Linked DNA regions of Homo sapiens: all the other regions are linked to region 1. The links are chromatin contacts, found by Hi-C or POLR2A ChIA-PET in ENCODE. All regions are on one chromosome and are shown on one strand. The core of a region is the stretch at or near the end of the contact, and the rest is flanking DNA. Distances in the headings are between cores, read along the strand shown.

Region 1 (2,654 bases), core at 52-2,551:
GCAAATAATCAAATATGAGTTTTTCTCTGATTTTAATCAAATTCATATAAAGACTATTTAATGATAGAATACAGCCTTTTCTTTTCACCTTTTCTTCTTATTAAATGCTAGGGAGCACAATTACCATTTGAACCTCACATTAATAAATTTTCAAGTCCTTTGCTAACATCAAAATAGTTTAAATTTATACCTATTTATTTTCCTAATCTAGGTTTCAGCAATTATATCACAATTTTCTGAAACGTTCACAAAGTTAATTTTGTTCCATTTTTCTCCAGTTACAAATACATACACATACATCTGTTTAAATTTCCACTCACCTTATTTTGATTGTATTTTCAAAATATATAAACGCTTTTTCTTGTCAAAAGGTGACGGTAAGTTATCTGTGTGAAATAGTTGTAGTAAAGGGAATTCTAGCATTTTTAACACAATAAATATCACTTTCTTCATTAAAGAATTCCAAAATGTAAAAAGCATACTTAAAGCTGCTTTGGGCCAGGCACAGTGGCACAAGCCTGTAATCTCAGCATTTTGGGAGGCCGAGGTGGGTGGATCACAAGGTCAGGAGTTCAAGACCAGTTTGGCCAACATGGTGAAACCGTGTCTCTACTAAAAATACAAAAATTAGCCAGGCATGGTGGTGGGCGCCTGTAATCCCAGCTACTCGGAGGCTGAGGCAGGAGAATTGCTTGAATCCGGCAGGCAGAGGTTGCAGTGAGCCAAGATTAGGCCATTGCACTCCAGCCTGAGCGACAGAGACTCCATCTCAAAAAAAAAAAATAAAAAATAAAAAAATAAAAAAAAACTGCTTTGAAGAAAGTGTTTCAAAGAGCAAAATCATGATGCAATTATTGTAATCTCAATGTCTGAAATCTAGACTACAGATTTTAAATATTTTCATTTTTAGGTATGCTATGATAATTAAGTACTATGAATTAGGTTACTGTACTATATAACAGTCAACTAAAATTGCAATCTTGTTTTATTAGTTTTTCAGATCTAGAACTTCAGCCTATGCAGCATGTGTCCAAAAAGAGGATCTTTTCTGTAACCACTAGCTGACACTAATTTTTTTAAATTAAGAAAGGAAAGCTAGATTACAATTATATACTCACCTTTCGGTGTCTTGAAATATTCCGGCAAAATTAAAATGAATGTGATCACTATTGCCACAAATAATTTAAGGAGGGCTGTTTTTGTCATGTCTCTTCACATGACACAAATGTGTTCCCTTGCAGTACATTCATGGTATGTTGCTTCCTGCTTTAAGTTTATCTCTGCAGCACTTTAGGTTAATGCAGTTCACCTCATACTCACTTCCTTTTGAGTAAGACTTAAAAAAAAAAAAAGGTCTTGAACTGAGACTTCACTTTTGAGTCACTTCCCATTAAAAAAAAAAACTACCCCCCAAATAAGCACTTTCAGACCATTTATTTGTCTTTCTAAGCAAGAAAGGTAAATAAATGATCTCAAGAAGCAAGGGGATCTTCTCCCCACCCAATTTATAAATATAAACCCACAGTATACTCACAAAAATAAAACGGTGGGCTGGGCGAAGTGGCTCACATCTGTAATCCCAGCACTTTGGGAGGCCAAGGCAGAAGGATCACTTGAGTTCAGGAGTTTGAGTCCAGACTGGTCAATAGAGCAAGCCCTCCTCTCTACAAAAATAATTTTAATATAGCTAGGTGTGGTGGTGCACTCCTGTAGTCCCAGCTACTCAGGAAGCTGAGGATCACTTGAACCCAGAAATTTGAGACTGCAGTGAGCCATGACAGGCCACTGCACTCCAGCCTGGGTGACAGAGTGAGATCCCTTCTCAAGAGAGAAAGAAATAAAAGGGTGAATGTCAGTCATGTCTAGGTTGCATGCACATGACTCATTCATTTACTTATTAAATGATTGTCGATCCTGTTTGGTGCCAGGTGCTGTGCTGAATTCTGGTGTTCAGAAAATAGTACATCTAGAAGATAGAAACATTTTAACCATTGCCAATTTAAAAGGAAAAAAAAGTATTGTTTAATTTGCATTTGTTTGGTTGACAGTAATTCTAAAGATTTTTAATATTTGCTGGCAATTTGAATTTCTTTTGTTAATTGCATGTTCATGTCTTTTATTGCAGCATTTATATCCTTCCTGTTGATCTATAAGACTTTTTTCTCTATTGGGAATATGAAATCTTTGCATATGTTTTGCAAACATTTTTCCCAGGTTGTCATTTGCCTTTTCATTTTGTATATGGTGGGAGTTTTTCCACCCAACTATTTTGTAACAGAGTATAAAACACGTACCTAAAAGTTTTATGCAGAGAAACACAGTTCTTCATTGTATTTCTAATATTACACGAAATAATGTATAGTTTATCAATTTAATCATTTATTCTTTTGTTTTTGTTTTTTGTTTTTTGAAACGGAGTCTCAATCTGTCTCCAGGCTGGAGTGCAGTGGTGCAATCTTGGCTCACTGCAACCTCTGCCTCCCAGATCCAAGTGATCCTCCTGCCTCAGCCTCCTGAGTAGCTGAGACTACAGGCATGCACCACCACGCCCAGCTAATGTTTTGTATTTTTAGTAGAGACGGGGTTTCACCATGTTAGCCAGGATGGTCTCGATCTATTGACCTCGTGATCTGCCCACCTCAGCCTCCCAAAGT
Region 2 (2,654 bases), core at 48-2,547, 2.0 Mb after region 1:
TCTAACTATAGCAATTTCCTCCTGCTTTTATCCCTGTGTCTGAAGTGAGGTCATTTTTGTTTGTTTTTGGCAAGTGAACAGAGAAAAGAAGAAAGAAAAACACACACACACACCCTAGACTTTTCACCCCCTCCTCCTAAAACAGACACACTTGTTAATTTACAGCTTTGAAAATCATCTGGGTAGTTCTTCCATAATTCACCATCTTCCTTGGTTTTCTAGGATTTTTTTTAGAACCTTCAGACCCCAGAGGGCATTTCACTTGAAGATGCTACTCGTCTCATCCCTTCAGAAGGTGGGCTGAGGTTTCCTTAAGAATCTTCTATGAGAGTGGTCTGCAATTAGAAAGTTATAACAATTCTACCTGTGAGGGTGTTCTACAATCAGAACACTGCTCTCACTCTCCCTCCTCCTCCCCATCTCTCTCTCTCACACTCACGCACAGACACCACACACACCACACTCACACTGAAATTAAGAGTGAAAACTGTTAAGGCTAAAAATACTACAGAGAGAAAAGCATCTTTGCTAACACTTAATACTCAGAACAACTTTTTGAAAGTGAAAATGACGATGCTTTACCTGACTGATTATCAATGCAGCTGCCTTTTTTGTTTGTTGCTTGTTTTTAAGAGACAGGGTCTCACTCTGTTGCACAAGCTGGAAGCCAGTGGCATAATTATAGCCTTGACCACCTGGGCCCAAGTGACATCCTCTGCCTCAGCCTCCCGAGTAGCTGGTACTAAAGGTGCACGGCACTACACTTAGCTAATTTTATTTATTTATTTATTTTTGGTAGAGATGGGGGGGGGTCTTTCTATGTTGCCCATGCTGGTCTCAAACTCCTAGCCTCAAACTATCCTCCCACCTCAGCCTCCCAAAGCACTGGGATTACAGGTGTGAGCCACTGCACCAGATTGACACAGCTTTTTAGTTCGCTTCAGCAGCTATAGATTTACCTTCTGATGTAGTTAAACAACATTTTAGATACGTGCTGAACAGCAGTCTTGGACACCTCATTAATATGTAGTAAGGAAGAGAGCAAACCAACACTTGGAAAATTGTTCAATGAGGTGTGTGAAATGACTGGATGGAAACGCTGGTAACCCCTGGAAGTAACGCGGGAAGTATGAAGCCAGCGAGCAGGAGTATCACGAGCAGAAGACCGACCCCCGATGTCCAGGCCAGGGAGCTGCACCACCCTCAGGACCCATCACCTTCCTCACCCCTTCAAGTAAGACCGAGGCTCATGGGCAATGACGAACAAGCCAAACCACAGGGCCGGATGGAGATAGGCCGGCCTGCCATGTGCAGGATCTCTACGTTGTGAAACACTGTCTTCCTGCCTACTTGTTCTAGTCTACTCTGCTGCTTATCTGAAGTTATTTTCTGTTTGTGTACACAATCGTAGTCCCTCTTTTACTCTCTCTCTGTGCTTTTCCTTCAGTGGGAGAATTAATTTTCCATACCAGAATATTTATAAAATCCAATTTTTGCTGAGCCCTTACTACATGGCAATCACTACGTTCTGTGCCCCACATGTCTTGTTTCAGTTAATCATCACAACCACCCCACAAGGCAGAGACTATTATTAACCCTATTTGACAGAGGAGGAAACGTATGGTGTTAAGTGACTCAGCCACAATCATCCATTTAGTAATAGCACAGCTGGGATTTAAATATTCAGTGTTCATAGTGCAGTAAAGCTTATGGCACAAATTCCATTTTAGGGACAAGAACAAGAGAAGAGATTTCCAGTAGTTTAATTTCTGGAGCACAGGAGCAATTAAGAACTCTTCTCTCTTTTTTTTTTTTTTTTTTTTTTTTAACAAAAATGTTTTTTGAGACAGGGTTACCCTTTGTCTCCCAGGCTGAAGTGCAGTGGTGTGATCTTGGCTCACTGCAGCCTTGACCTCCGGGGCTCAAGGAGATCCTCCCACCTCAGCTTCCTGAGTAGCTGGGACTACAGGCACGTGCCATCATACCCAGCTAATTTTTTGTTTATTTTTTATAGAGATGAAGTCTCATTATGTTGCCCAGGCTGGTCTCAAACTCCTGGCCTCAAGCAATCCTCCTGCCTCAACCTCCCAAAGTGCTGGGATTACAGCATAAGCCATCATGCCTGGCCACTTCTACTTGATTCTATCAAAAACAAAAGAAAATATTATTTTTTAAAAGAAAATAAATGTTTTCCACGTTTTTCATTAAGGCTGTGATTCTTGTTAAATGTTAGCCAGATCAGTATCCATTATAATAGGAACACAGCACTTCAAACACAACAGAAGGCCCTAACTAAAGCAGTTCCTGTGTCAGAATCTGAGCCATGCTTCTCAAATGATGCATAGAGGAGGAAGTTAAAATGCAGGTTCCTGAGACCCACTACCTGCGTCTGAGTCTGTAAGGCACAGGTAGGGCCCAGGTATCTACATTTAAAGAAACACCTAGGAGAGGCTGGGCGCGGTAGCTCACACCTGTAATCCCAGCACTTTGGGAGGCCAAGGCAGGCAGATCACAAGGTCAGAAGATCAAGACCATCCTGTGAATGGTGAAGCCCCGTCTCTACTAAAAATTACAAAAAATTAGCCGGGCACGGTAGCGGGCGCCTGTAGTCCCAGCTACTCGGGAGGCTGAGGAAGGAGAATGGCGTGAACCTG
Region 3 (2,654 bases), core at 1-2,500, 1.3 Mb after region 1:
TACGATTTAGTATTATAGCAACTTTTTTTAAAAAGCAGAAGTGCTAAGAAAAGTTAAGGAACTCAACAAAGCTTGCATCGCTAGGAAGTAAAAAGCCAGAATTTTGATTTAAATCTAATGACCTATGTTTATTCCATATTATGCAGCCTCTTGGATGCTCTAATGCTGGCCTAATCAGGAGAAAGAGGCAAATGAGATCACGGTCAAAACTGCTGGGGAAGTCAGGTGCAGTGGCTCACGCCTGTAAACCCAGCACTTTGGGAGGCTGAGGAAGGAGAATCACTTGAGCCCAGGAGGTCAAGGCTGCAGTGAGCTATGATTGCACCACTGCACTCCAGCCTGGGTGACAGCGTGAAACCCTGTCTCAAACAAACAAGCAAAAACTACCAGGATTGAAAATATCTGAGTGAGGAAGATGGTTTGTAATGGAGGCAAGCTAGCAAGAAAAGAATGTGGGGGAGGGGTTCTATACCTGCATCAGATCATCTGAGGGCCCACAGTGCAGCTCCGTGGGCTCTGAGGGATTGTGTAAGAGGCAGCTGGCAGATATGCATGGGGTGGGCTGATCTGGCAAAAAGACGAGATAAATCTGAAAAATACATTTTACAGTGCTCTTTACACTGAAGAATCTTGCAGAGTAACTGGTAGATATGATAAGGGATAGAGAAGGAATTACTGCTTAATAGCTAGCCAGACACTGGCATTAAGGTTTCTGCATATTTAAATGGGTGTGCTTTTCCCATCCCTGACAGATTCTTTTGTTTTCCCCTACGTCCTTAGGTTCCTCTTTTATACAAATGGCCTCTATGTCCATTCACACTGTTCTGCAAGATCAAAGGAGAAAATAATTCCCAAAGCAATGTTCTGGGACACTGAGGGTCATCAAACATCAAGTGAAATTTGATCAACTTGCATTTTTATGTATTATCTCTTACCTTTTGCATCTTCAGAAAGGCAGTTTATCTTTATTTTCATTTAGTGGTAAAATATTTTCTAATAGCATCAGTGAAATCCTGTTGAAAGTCAATGGCCAGCTTTTTAGACATAAGACAAATGAGAGTTCTGTTGGGCACAACAGAACTGCTAACAGGTCTTTCACTATATTTCTTTCTCTCTCAGCCATTGATGGGTGTCTGACACCTCCAAACTCCCTCTATGCTGGGCTGATTAGAAGTGGAGGAGTTGTCTAAGATGCAACTGTTTGAACTTCAGCGGTGGAAGGTTGGGCAGCTGGGCCCCAGGTGTGTGCATTCAGACTGTAGCAGGAGTGATGCCCTCTCCCCGTGGTCCATCAAGCTCTATCTATAAGATGAGTCTCAGGAGACTGAGTACCAACCTCTAGACAGGAGCAGGGAGGGATATAAAATAGAAATGTTGACAAGGCAAAGAGAATGATGCCCCCAAGGCCACTGTGGTTCTACAGACTTATGTTTGTGCTCGAGTTAGAGCAGGATGAGGTTGGAAATGAAGCTTACAGAGTTACAAGGGACGGCGGTAGTTCCAGAAAGGACAGGGTCATCTGGTTTTTGGAAGGCATCTTGGAGATTTCATCGTACGTAAGCCATCCAGAGCTAGTATGTGGGCTGCATGATGTTGGGGACTTGCTTTCCTCCTGTCTTTTTGCTCTACTGTTCTCGATACAGAACTTCTCCCTGTGAGGTCCGATGGTAGTTAGGGAGCAATGGTGCTAATAGGAGGCTTTGTTAATGAGAACAGGGATGCCTGCTAGATTTGGGGTTAGAAAGGAAAACAAAGAAATGTGATGAGGTCCTAGTGTCGTTGGCAGCTGGCAAATTCATTACATCATCAAGCTCTCTGACTTAAGTCTCTTGCCTACCTTGCGCTGGTTAAAACGAAAATGTAGCCCTCAGCGCCGCAGAAAACAATTCTCCAGGGCTGTGACCATGGGGTGCCAGGGAGGAAGTGAAACTAATTGGGCAAAGACTCTTCCTGTCTGTCCATTCCTCTGTGTGGCCCTCTGGTAGAAGCAAGGATTTATGCATGTTGGGCTAGATATGAGTGAAAAAGGGGAAACATGGTCTGAAGGAGGACTTTGGGGTCAGGAATAGTCTAAAGTTTAGCAATTTTCTTTTGCTTTAGGAATCGCTCTTTGACCTCATTTTTTTTTTCTTTTTAAGTGAAGTTTCCAAGCAGAAAAGGCAGTATTTGCCAAGTGCTACAATTCACTCTAAGCTGATTGGGTTCTGAACACGAAGGCCCTTTTTACTCTCACAATCATTTAAAAACAGTAGTAGTAAGTGGGGTGTTTTCGCACTAATTTACAGGTTCCTCATTTGTTGCTATGATGACCCCCTGAGGCCGGAATTGTTATCCTCTTACAGATGGGGCAGTTGAAGCTCAGAGAGAAGTGGCTTGACCAAGGCCCAACGGCAGGTGAGCAGCAGAGTCTAGGGTTTTATCTTTCTATCACACCTGTCACCGTGGTGCCCGGGGATGAGCAGTCACTTCAGATAAACGTTGAGGTTTCTGTTACCAGCCGTCCTCCGGGCCCAGTGTGATTAGTCTACTTTGCTCAGCTTCCTGTAGGTGTGTTGTGATACTCTGTAGATACTTTATTTCCTCTTCTCCCCTAGTTCGTCCAGAAATACAAACTGTTGAATTTCTTTATCATCATTTTAGAAGTGATAAACATT
Region 4 (2,654 bases), core at 110-2,609, 1.1 Mb before region 1:
CACCTGCTGGGATTTGGATTCAAGTCCAACCGTACAGCTCAAACGCTCAGCCACTTCCCTAAAGTCCACCCCCAGCTACATTAAGTAAAAAAATCCAGAAAGATGCCACCTGGGGGTCTGGAACTGCCTCCTCCGAGCACCCGGCTCTCCCCTCCCTGCGGACTCTTCTCTGGAGAGGATGTGATGCTTCTTACTTTTCTCAGATCCCTCTCCCCACCCTGCGAGTGACGTTGCGCCTCTGTGCCTGGTGGGATAGGGATCTGGGAGCTTCGCCTGTTTTTTGCACACTGCCATCCCCTAGTCTTAGGGAGCGAGCTCTGTCCCGCTTTTCACATCTCCGCGTCTTTCCTTGCACTCTACATCACCGCTGGGAATGTCCCCAGACCTGATCGGGGCATGCACACTGGGGTGTGCGTGTGCGTGTGGTGTGTGTTCCTGCGCGTGTGCCGGGCTCGCGGGGCAGGAAAAAGCGCCTAATCCAGGCTCTGCGTCACTCCCGCAATTGGTTAGAAATGGAGTTTCCTGGTGTTTAATCCCGGGAGGGCACTTCGCCTTCGTTGTTTCCCAGAGTCCCTGATTTTCCTGCCTCGCATGCCAGCGCCCCATAGGGCATCCGTGCCTCAGTTCACCTCTTGCCATCCTCCAAGGACGGGGAGAAGGGGTAAGGCGGGGGAGAGCAAGGTGGCTTGGTCGCCCCCGGCCCCCGCCCCCCATGTTGTGTGCAGTTTCCACCACGTCTGTTTCGGAGGGAGAAGAGGAGGGTGCAGATGAGGCGAGGCGCCTTCGGGAGCGCGGAGAGCGGGCAGGCAGTGCCACCTGCTGAGAGCCACTCAGGCCGAGCAAGCGGCGGGCAGTGCCACCTGCTATAAATAGGCCGCCAAGGACAGGGTGTGCGACTGTACATCCCGCCACGAGGGCCTGCATCACGCGCGGGGCCCCGCGCCCCCGGCTCCCCAGGGAAACGCTGTGCCCAGATCCTGCGCAGGGGTCTGGATGGGGCGGCGGCCCGAGTACTTCCCCCCTATTCCCCCCACAGACACTGGCTGAGGATGGCCCGCGGGCTTGGGGGCGGGGGGTGGCAAGGAGGGGAGGGAGGCCGCGGCGGACCCGCAGTGCAGCAGCTGTTGCTCGCGTGTGACTCGCCCGTCCGGGCCGTGCTGCCCAGGCACAGTCACACGGCGCAGTGGGGAGGAGGAGGACACCGAGTCCCCCTCCCAGCTCCCCGGGGACCGAGTGGGGAGATCCCGGCTCCTGTCTTCCCCTCGCCTCCAGCGCGCTCGCCCAGGCTGGGAGGAGGAAACCAGAGCCGCGCGCAGACACCTCCTCCTTCTCCTCCTCTTCTTCCTCCTCCTCCTCCTCCTCCTCTTCGGCTGCTGCTCCTGGTGCCGCCACCGTCCGCCGGTGCCTGTTGCTGCCGCCGCCGCGGGACCTGCTGTGTCCTCAGCTGGGTGGAGAAGAGGCGGGCGCCGAGCCGAGGGGAGCCCCCTCCCCGTCCCCCCGCGGCGGGAAGAGCGCAGCCAGCCGGGTGCGATGGACTCCCCGCCCGCCCAGGCCGTCCCCAGGATGCCCCCAAGCACCTGCGCGTCCCGGCCCGGCCCCGGGCTCTGAGCGCGCCGCGGCACAGGTAAGGCGCTTCCTGGGGCTTCGTCCTGGCCACCCTGCTGGCTCCTCTCGGGGCGTCGCGGCCGCCCCCTCCCGCAGCACGCCCCTGCCCCGCCTGGCCGCGGAGGGGAAGGCATCTGGCCGCCCACGGACGCGAGGCCAGGGTCTCTCGGGGGAGGAAGTTCATTGCCATCTCGTTGCCCCCCTTACCCCCCCACCCCCGCCGCCCTTGGACGAAAGCGAAACCTTAATGTTGCTAGCGACCCGAGAGCTCCGCCGGCTTCTCCCCCAACCCCCGCCAGCTCACTGGTCCGCGCATCTCTCCCCTCCCCCCTCCCGCCAATTATCCTAGCGTGTTTGCAAGGCGACCAGATTGGAAAGAGTGTGGTCAGAGTGACCCCAAGCCACGCTTTAAAAGTTCAGGGTACTTTGCAGTAGTAACTTTGGCAGCTCCACCAGTGCGCGCAACATTTCTTTCTATGGGTACATCCTGTACCAGTCATTTTGAAACCCTGCTTCATTGTTTCTAGCCGCTTCCTGATGGCTCTGTGATTATGAGACCCCCCTCAAACTTCACCAGGCATTAAGGTTTTGTTTTTGCTTTTTTTTCAGAGAGGTATCATTTCGTTTGAAATCCACCTAGATGTGGCTTTTCCTGTTTTGATTTTACTTAACATAGCTTATTCTCTGGAAGTTGCTTTAAAAAGAAATTGAAAGTGATGGTTGTTCCTTCCACCAAACAGTTTAATTTTCAGGGTGCCTCATATTAATGGATATGTTTTCCCTTCATAGATTTCTCATTGTTTCCCTTATGATGGGATGATTTCATTTATTAATAAAATCAGACTTTGAAAGAGCATTTAAAAATGACCTGGTTTAAATAGGTCACACCCAAGAAACTCAGCTATCTGTACAAGTTCAAACTTCTAAACTTTTTCAATGAGCTAGGGGTGGTGGCACCCACCTGTAGTCCCAGCTACTTGGGAGGCTGAGGCAGGAGGATCACTTGAGCCCAGGAGTTCGAGGCCATAGTGAGCTATGACTGTGCCACC
Region 5 (2,654 bases), core at 62-2,561, 1.1 Mb before region 1:
AAAAAGTGCTGGGATTACAGGCATGAGTCACCACACCCAGCCAAAACTATCCCTTTTAAGTGTGGGATCCATTATTACAAAGGCCCAGTGACTTAACTTACCTAAAGTCATTCAATCATCATCACACAGCGGGATTTACCAAAATTAAGATGTAATTTACATTCTGTAACATTTTGGTATTTAGTAAATCCACAAATTTTGGTATTTAGTATATTAATGTAACCATCATCACCATCTAATTCCAAAACATTGTCATCACTGCAAAAAGAAACCCTGCACCCATTAGCAGTCTCTCCCTATTTTCTCCTCTCTCCAGCCCCCGGTAACTACTAGTCTATTTTCTGTCTCTATGGATTTGCCTGTTCTGGATATTTCATATAAATAGAATCATACAGTATGCAGTCTTTTGTAACTGGCTTATTTCAATTGGCATAGTGCTTTCAAGGTCCATCAGTGCTGTGGCATGTATCAGTACTTCATTACTTTTTATAGCCAAATAATATTCCATTGTGTGGATATACCATATCTTGTTGATCCATTCATCAGTTGAAGGGCAGCTGGGTTGTTTCCACTCTTGGGAGTTGTGCTGCTGTGCACATTCATGGACACATTTTTACATGGGCATATATGTTTTCAATTTATGCAGAGGGATTTTTAGTATTAGATTTTCAGGATTTGGTATTATCCTTGGCAAATATGGGTTTCTTTGGAAACAAATTTTTCTGTTTGTAAGAGATGATTGCATATCATCAAACTTACACTAACATTCCCTCTCCACTATGAAGCTCTGATTTCTGTCCTATCTCCTCCTATGCAAGGCCTGATTTCCAGAGAACGTTAATCTTCTAAGCCTTTCTCCATGCGGATCCTTCTTCCTGGAAAGCCCATTCCCTCTCCACCTTCTGTAAATGGCCTGAAACCAGCCAGGAAGCTGGGTTTTCCTTTGCAGCCTGAAGTTATTTTCCTTCCTCTGGGAACTCATCGAAGCTTCACCTGGACTTTGAGGGAAAATAACTTCAGGCTTTTGTCACTCTTTTCCCTGCCTGAGCTTCCCTGCTACCCTCTATGCCCCTTGAGGGCAGGATTCTGGTCTGACTCCATTTTGCTATTTCCTGCAAGGACTTCTGTGGCTTTCCAAAATAGGTGCTAATGAATATTCATATTTGTGAACTGAATTCCTGATCCATTGCCAAGTGGTTCTGATTCACTTGAAACCCAGTTGAACTTCCTTGTAGAGTTTGTATTACAATGGCTCTATTTTTAACCAGGTCTTAGGGTGGGGAGGAGCAAGCTGGCAGAGTGAGGTCATTCTTTTGCATGTGTCCCTGCCTCACTGGCCCCCCCCACTAGAGGGCAGCCTGCCTGGCATCACCTCCTAAACTTACAGGAGGTTTTGCCGCCCTTGCTTCTTGTTCCTCCTCAAAAGAAGAAATTGGCAGAAGAGCTGGGGCAGGAGTGTCAGGGTTTGTTTTGGTGGGGATATGGTCAGGCTTAGTAGGGAAGCAACTCTTCCAGTTCCCAGACCGGCCCCCCTGCCTTTCAAGTCCTCCGTTAATGTCTCAGGAGTGCTGAGATGGTGAGACATTAAAGCATCCTTTTAAAGTTACTTAGACAACAATTTGAGATTTCTGTAGGGATACTGTATTAGTCTATTCTTATGCTGTTAATAAAGACATACCTAAGACTGGGTAATTATAAAGGAAAGCGGTTTATTGACTCACAATTCCACGTGGCTGGGGAGGCCTCAAAATCATGGTAGAAGGCAAGAAGGAGCAAGTCACATCTTACACGGCAACAGACAGGAGAAGAATTGAGAGCCGAACAAAAAGGGTTTTGCCTTATAAAACCATCAGATCTCATGAGACTCATTCACTACCATGAGAACAGGATGAGGGAAATCACCCCCATGATTCAGTTATCTCCCACTGTGTCCCTCCCACAACTCATGGGAATTATGGGAGCTACAATTCAAGATGAGATTTGGGTGGGGACACAGCCAAACCATATCAGATACTATCGTGTTTAGATCTCTGCAGTCCTATTTGGATAGCCTATTGCTTTCCACAGAGCAACTATATATATATATTTTAAAGTAAAGGATCTAAAACTGTAAGAGTGGTTCTTGATCCTGGCTGATAATCAGAATCACTTGCTAGAATATATTTCTAAGCTTTAAGTAAACCCAGAGTCAACATTATGGGTCAACACCAATAATGACCTCTGTGGCTGAATTCAGTGGGCTGACACATTTGACTTGGCTAGGTGGAGTGTTTTAATAATTGAGAATGCATTCTCTAAGATGCTGTAGTTACTTCATTCTTTATCCTCTCACACCTTGCCCTCTTCACACATTTATATGACCTGCTTGCTCTTTGAGGTCTCTGAGAATTTGACCTTTGCTCCAAAACAGCCCAATCATCTGAGACCCTCTACTCTCTCTCTCACTTGGCCACCTTCCCATTACAGGTGACTCTGATAGACAATCAGGGCTGGAAACTATCAGTGTCTTTGAGCAATGACTATTCTGTCTGCAGAGGTTCTCAATTCTGACTGCATGAGAGAAACACCTTGGAGATGTTAAAAATTACTGATGCCTGGCTGGGTGCGGTGGTTCATGCCTGTCATCTCGCACTTTGGGAGGCTGAGGCGGGTGG
Region 6 (2,654 bases), core at 41-2,540, 1.0 Mb before region 1:
TTAGTACCTAGATTAAGCACTTAGTACTCGTGAACCATCATCATCATTGAATTTAGGGGTGGAGGAAGACTTTTGTAGTTGCTTAGCTGCATTCCCTCTTTTTAAGGATGAAGAAACATGAAGCCCACTATAGGTGAGATGTCTTTCCCAAAGCCACAGCTAAGATCCAAACAGAGCTCTTTGCATCACCTGGCACTCATTCAAATGGAAACCAAAAACAAAATTTGAAGCACCCCAACTGACCGATGGACCGCCCCCTCCTCAGTCAAGGGCATTCCAGAGAAACCTGAAAAACTCGTTCAGGTCGTGATGGGAAAGGGGACATGCTTCATTACACCTTCCTCTCTCTGGAATTCAGGCACAACTGACCAGCGTAAACATTAAAACAGAGATCTTAAGACTGCCAAAACAGATCTCAAATTCCAGCCTAACTGCAGTCTGACATCACTTGACATAGCAGGCCCTGAAAGAAATTGAAGTATTTTACCACAAAATATATTTCTTTGGCATATTTTGAAATGGCCCTGGAAAGCTGTCTCTTATGGGGAAAATCTACTTTCTCTAAAGAATCCTCTTCACTTTCCAGATCTTTTCCTTGAACCAGGAGAGAATTAACTAAGAGTCTGGCACATTTTTTGTTAGGTCTGATAAGATCTCTGAAGCCTGCTACCTGGAGGCCTCATCTGCATGATAAAAACCTTGGTCTTCACCCAGGTTATGACCTTGTCTTAACCTACACACTTATTTCTATTGATTCCAGATCTTTAGATAATAACGCTTTCAACTAATTGCCACTCAGAAAATATTTGAATCCACCTATGACTTGCAACCTCCCCTCCACCTTCAAGTTGTCCCACCTTTCCAGACCAAACCAATGTACACCTTACATATATTGATTGATGTCTTATGTCTCCCTAAAATGTATAAAGCAAGCTATAGCCCCGACCACCTTGAGCACGTGTTCTCAGGACCTCCTGGGGTTGTGTCATGGGTCGTGGTCCTCACATCTGGCTCAGAATAAATCTCTTTAAATGTTTTACGGAGATTGATTCTTTTTGCTGACACTAATATTTAGATTCTTTCTGTTGTTCTAGCACATTCTGCATGAATTAAACATAAACCCTGTTCCCTAGTACAGAACAAGAGCAAACTGCTTTCTTTAGGCCACAAGTAACTTAGATCAGTTAAGGGGAAAATGGGGGAGAGAGGAGGACATTGGCTTCTGCCACCAGCAGCCTGTGTGACCTTGCCCAAGGTCACAACTCTGTGGGGTTAGTTCCCCTTCCCTGAAATAGGTGTAGGGAGGGACTCCTTGACAGTTTCTGGTTTTTTTCGTCTCTCAGAGTGCAATGAAGAATTTCTTCATGGCTAAGGCTGTTAGACTCCAGAAAATAGTTTGCCAACCAAAGACACAGAGTTTCCAATTTTGGAATACTTTAAAAATAGGAAGGAAGTTTATTTGTTTAGCAGAATTTATAATTGTAGGACTGCCCAAGGCAGAGAATTAGCCAAGTGGTATTTTGCGGAAGTTCTTTTTAAAGGGTGGGCCCAAAGGAAACCAGTCATTAGGTGGAAATAAACTGTCAGATTTTTGAGACGTTATTTGCTTAGGGACATTTACACTGGTCTATTGTGACAGTCTCTATTGTGTTAGGCTTTTAAAAGAAATATGTAAGTTTCCAAGTTTAAAATGTTAGAGCAAGTGTCCAGTCCACGGCCTGTGGGCTACATACAGGCCAGGATGGTTTTGAATGTGGCCCAAAAAAGATTCATCAACTTTCTTAAAACATTGAGTTTTTTTTTTTTAAGCTAATCAACTATCATTAGTGTTAATGTATTTTATGTGTGGGCCAAGACAATTCTTCCAGTGTGGCCCAGGGAAGCCAAAAGATTGGATACCCCTGTATTAGAACTTGTAAAATTTGACTTCAGAAACACAACCAAAAGCCCGCTTATGAGTAAGGAGTTTGTGGCCCCTTGTGTACTGATTATTAATCAATTAATTGTATAATAAGCATGAAATATTGCTAGTACATCTAAGGCCAAAGCCTTCTTACGGTTCCAGAAAAAGCTGTATTCCTGAATTTCCAGGTGAAGGGAAGGGATTCTCCTTCCATTTCCAGAAATATGTGAATATAATACATAGGGATTTTTATCACACTAGTGTTTCAGTAAAAGCAGCCCTTCAAGTCTGTGCCATCCAGTTTTGGTGTAACTGAAAGAACATCGTACCAAAGTTTGATTTTTGTCAATTCTCTAGTGTGTTAATCAGCTGAGAATGTGGTCTCTGGATATTTTTCCCCAAGGAAAGAGCTGGATGTACTAGACCACCAGACCACACAACTCTGTATTTGTTTTGCAATAACTACACTATTTGGGGGAGTAGTGTGGTGTTTCCAGACGTTCTTGGTCAAGAAATCTGGCCGCTTCAAGCTCAGTGTTGATCACAATCTATTTCTTTTGCCTCTACTCTGTGGCAGGCACTTGAGACACAACTGCCAAGATGAGAGAGACCCAGCTGCTGACCTGGGGCGGGGGTGGGTGGGGGGAAGGTGGTGAAGGCAGTCACAGAGTCAGCCTGCCAGAAAGCAGGTGGGGAACTGTAAACCTCTGAGTAGCCCCTTGGTATACAGAGGTAATAATTTCCCAAATGT
Region 7 (2,654 bases), core at 1-2,500, 1.0 Mb after region 1:
CACTTTGTCATGAGGTTATTTCGCTTCTCTATTCTGGGAAAAACCACTGCAAGTGGAATGAAAAGTAACCGCAAAGGGAGGGGACGGAGGAAGTAAAAAACAGGCAAAACCACCACCACTACCATCACCACCACCACCACCAACCAGAAAGCAAAGGTGAAAAATTTGCGTACCCTGAAAACACTAAACATTTCACATCAGAACCCAGAACAAATAAACCAGGGAAAGCAGAGTTGAGAGAAAAAAAATGGTGCAGGCTTGGGGACGGACTCATACTACAGCGGTCGCAAGAGGGAAGAGCACGTCTTTGCTTTTTCTTGGCATCCGAAAACTCAAGCTCGAACTGGGGGCAAAGGCCAGCGGCTGCGGTTCCACCGGCTAAGGCGCACACATTCCCCGAGCTCAGACCGCACGCTGGCAGGGCCGATGGGGCTGGGCAGCCTCCCTCCACCCCGTGGCAGTCGCCTACCCCTTTGTCTCCCCGTGGGGCTCCGAGGCCGCGCGCCCGGAAGCCCCCCGCGGGAGGGCCGCGCGCGAGAAGGCGGGTTCCCGTGCCCGCCGCAGCGGCCACGGCCCTAGTCAGGCAATGCCGAGGCCGGTCGCTCGCCTCGCCGTCCCTCCCAACTTGCAGCCTGGACCCCGCGCGCGTCAGGGCTCGTCCCAGCTCTGCTTTCCTTTCTCCCCTCACCTCGCGAGGCCGACCTTGTGTTTGTTTTGTTTTTTGGGGCTCGGGAGAGTGCCGAGGGCTAGAAACAGCTGTGGTTTACCGCGCCGCTTATTTTGGCAAAAATTCCGGGCCTGTTGCAATGTTCCCCAGCGCCAAACAGCTCCCGCCTTCCCCCCAAGCAGAACCCGACACTCGAAGAAGGGCTTGCTCCTCCAGGGACCCCCTGATAAGAAAAGTGGGGACCACGGCCCGCTCTCGGGCGAGACTTGGGGGGTGGGCGACCGGAAGCAGCCGAACCGGCCGGGCAGGGCTTGCTCTCCAACGGGAGAGCGGGAGCGGGAGAGGTGGGAGCGCCCGCGGGCTCAAGTCCCCCGGGCCGCCGCGCCGAGGCGGAGCTCGGGGACGAAGCAGAGGTCGTGGCGGACAGCCGGCGGGCTTGGGGGGGGGCGGTGGGCGGCGATCCACCTGGGCGACGTGGCAGCCATTGCCGGCGCCTCGAGACCCCTCCCCACCCGGCCGCCCACCCGCCCTCTCGCGGCGGGCTTCTGCGCGGCTGCTCTTCCCCGGCCGGACGGAGAGCGGCAGTGTCTCCCCGCCGGGCGCGCTCGCCGTGTCTCCCCCGCGGCCGCAGCTGCTTGCTAGCCTTGCGCGGCGCGGGAGAGCGCAGTGGCGCCGGCGGGAAAGGGCTGCGGACCTGCGGCGCCGCGTTGTGCGTTCGACGACGCGGCACCGGCTTCGACGCCCTCTGCCCGCTCCAGAAGCAGGTAAAGGCGGCGGGTGGGAGGCAGGGAGGCGGGTCCAAGGTGAGGGCCCTGGAGGTTAGGGGTCCCGGGGCTCCGAGCCGAAGCGGAGGGCCTGAAGCAGCGGCGGGCGGCGCGGCGAATGAACCCCCAAGCCCTGAATGTGGGGCCCGGCGCGGGCCGCCTCCGATCTGACCCGCGGGCCCGGCTGCCCGGACGGAAGGGAAGTGAGGCGTCGGCGAGAGGCGGGCCCTGGCGCTCAGCCCGAGGCCGGGCGAAGGCGGGGGCCGCGGCCGCTTCCTTGGCCTCCGAGTGCCTGGCGGGCCTCCAGGCCCCAGACACACCCCTCTCGACCCCCCGAGGTTTCCTCCCAGATCTGTTCCCGCCGGGACCTGACCTTGCGCCCCTCCAGGCGCCTTAGGTGTTTGCCAGGCGGAGCCTTCTGGGAACTTCAGGCCACCTTCCTGAGCACATAGTCCTAGCAGAGCCGTTTATTTACTCAGTTCAAGTCCAGACACACAGCCACTCACACGTTCGGATTTTGGAGACTGCGGGGAGACTTTCCCCTCCCCGGCATTTGTGTGTCTTTGGCCCTCGTCCCGCCTCCCCTGCCCCCATCTGCAACTTTGTCCCTCAATGGGACCCTTCTAGAGCCCCTCTCTCATCGGGACTCTCTCTAAGCCGTCCGTTTGGAAATTCATCCTCAATAGAGTGAGTCATCTTAGCGGGGGCACAGTTTATCTCTCATGCGCTTTTGGTTAAAATAGTTTTTTTTTTCCCTCCGAAAGAGAGCTAGAGTAATAGAATGTAGATGACAGGTCAGTGTCAGTGTTGGCTTCAAAGGCTCTTCCTTTCGGCGGCAGTCTTTGTAACTAGGATCTGATATTTGTGGCACGGACAGGTTTGTACACATTCTCGCCATGCAGTGGTTGTAATGTCTCCATGGCACAGTTCTGGCTTGAAGGCAGGATTGGCTGCTTTTTCTACTCGACATCTTTGAGCCAATCAGCAAGGGCTGCTTGCCTGGAGACTGGTTAACTCAGTAAAGGTGGCCATTGGTTGAGCTCCTAGAAGAAAATCCTGGAGATGAACCTAGCCTCTCAGAAAACAATGACTGATTTGCAGCTGTATTAAAAAAATGTTTTCTTTTAATCCCAACATCAGCCTTTTCACTCCGTTTTTATTACTTCCAGTGTTTTTCTTTCAAACACCAGCTGTCTTTTGTAACTCGTTTTAACTCTCATCCT

What was found. A loop is a pair of places that touch in the nucleus more often than their neighbours do. ChIA-PET counts read pairs that join two places held with the same protein, here RNA polymerase II (POLR2A). Pooled maps may share reads with other maps.
Region 2: a loop to region 1 is called in a map of OCI-LY7, with 11 times the contacts of the local background. The contact joins the enhancer-like site here to the promoter of TMEM156 in region 1. A Hi-C loop is called at or near these places in 1 of 168 maps with a recorded cell type or tissue (OCI-LY7), 1 of 37 single-sample maps with no recorded cell type and 2 of 50 pooled maps.
Region 3: a loop to region 1 is called in a pooled map, with 5 times the contacts of the local background. The contact joins the promoter of LINC02265 here to the promoter of TMEM156 in region 1. A Hi-C loop is called at or near these places in 1 of 168 maps with a recorded cell type or tissue (B cell), 3 of 37 single-sample maps with no recorded cell type and 8 of 50 pooled maps. POLR2A ChIA-PET finds 5 or more read pairs at or near these places in 1 of 52 experiments (A673).
Region 4: a pooled map shows a loop between it and region 1 (9-fold over the local background). The contact joins the promoter of TBC1D1 here to the promoter of TMEM156 in region 1. A Hi-C loop is called at or near these places in 2 of 37 single-sample maps with no recorded cell type and 12 of 50 pooled maps. POLR2A ChIA-PET finds 5 or more read pairs at or near these places in 1 of 52 experiments (K562).
Region 5: a pooled map shows a loop between it and region 1 (4-fold over the local background). The contact joins the enhancer-like site here to the promoter of TMEM156 in region 1. A Hi-C loop is called at or near these places in 1 of 168 maps with a recorded cell type or tissue (B cell), 1 of 37 single-sample maps with no recorded cell type and 11 of 50 pooled maps. POLR2A ChIA-PET finds 5 or more read pairs at or near these places in 1 of 52 experiments (activated CD4-positive, alpha-beta T cell).
Region 6: a map of OCI-LY7 shows a loop between it and region 1 (10-fold over the local background). The contact joins the enhancer-like site here to the promoter of TMEM156 in region 1. A Hi-C loop is called at or near these places in 1 of 168 maps with a recorded cell type or tissue (OCI-LY7) and 1 of 50 pooled maps. POLR2A ChIA-PET finds 5 or more read pairs at or near these places in 2 of 52 experiments (B cell and naive thymus-derived CD4-positive, alpha-beta T cell).
Region 7: a pooled map shows a loop between it and region 1 (7-fold over the local background). The contact joins the promoter of N4BP2 here to the promoter of TMEM156 in region 1. A Hi-C loop is called at or near these places in 2 of 168 maps with a recorded cell type or tissue (both naive thymus-derived CD4-positive, alpha-beta T cell), 1 of 37 single-sample maps with no recorded cell type and 16 of 50 pooled maps. POLR2A ChIA-PET finds 5 or more read pairs at or near these places in 1 of 52 experiments (CD4-positive, alpha-beta memory T cell).

The regions. Positions count from the first base shown.
Region 1 is chr4:39,031,108-39,033,761 of GRCh38, forward strand. TMEM156 (transmembrane protein 156) reads right to left here and starts at 1,302. Exons shown (of 7, transcript NM_024943.3): 1 at 1,119-1,302. The coding sequence starts at 1,206.
Region 2 is chr4:40,991,559-40,994,212 of GRCh38, forward strand. The region is part of intron 6 of APBB2 (amyloid beta precursor protein binding family B member 2); the gene reads right to left. Among named protein-coding and RNA genes, the nearest start is that of APBB2, 220 kb to the right of the region's middle. Within about 2 kb of position 1,298, at least 9 of the 41 ENCODE cell types and tissues checked have a DNase peak (open chromatin) inside an H3K27ac peak, as active enhancers do; they include OCI-LY7, where a contact is called at or near this core.
Region 3 is chr4:40,305,935-40,308,588 of GRCh38, forward strand. It overlaps LINC02265 (long intergenic non-protein coding RNA 2265), which reads left to right and starts at 1,251. Exons shown (of 4, transcript NR_121641.1): 1 at 1,251-1,552; 2 at 2,343-2,394. RefSeq lists enhancers at 1,671-1,720, 2,291-2,420.
Region 4 is chr4:37,889,725-37,892,378 of GRCh38, forward strand. TBC1D1 (TBC1 domain family member 1) reads left to right here and starts at 1,360. Exons shown (of 22, transcript NM_001396959.1): 1 at 1,360-1,624. RefSeq lists silencers at 879-1,068, 1,389-1,888.
Region 5 is chr4:37,969,605-37,972,258 of GRCh38, forward strand. All of the region lies in intron 2 of TBC1D1 (TBC1 domain family member 1), which reads left to right. Among named protein-coding and RNA genes, the nearest start is that of PTTG2, 11 kb to the left of the region's middle. Within about 2 kb of position 1,312, at least 8 of the 41 ENCODE cell types and tissues checked have a DNase peak (open chromatin) inside an H3K27ac peak, as active enhancers do.
Region 6 is chr4:37,988,526-37,991,179 of GRCh38, forward strand. All of the region lies in intron 2 of TBC1D1 (TBC1 domain family member 1), which reads left to right. Among named protein-coding and RNA genes, the nearest start is that of PTTG2, 29 kb to the left of the region's middle. Within about 2 kb of position 1,291, at least 5 of the 41 ENCODE cell types and tissues checked have a DNase peak (open chromatin) inside an H3K27ac peak, as active enhancers do; they include B cell and OCI-LY7, where a contact is called at or near this core.
Region 7 is chr4:40,055,600-40,058,253 of GRCh38, forward strand. N4BP2 (NEDD4 binding protein 2) reads left to right here and starts at 1,251. Exons shown (of 18, transcript NM_018177.6): 1 at 1,251-1,431. It also overlaps the pseudogene LOC344967. RefSeq lists silencers at 463-672, 1,013-1,472, 1,523-1,872 and enhancers at 2,063-2,112, 2,213-2,312.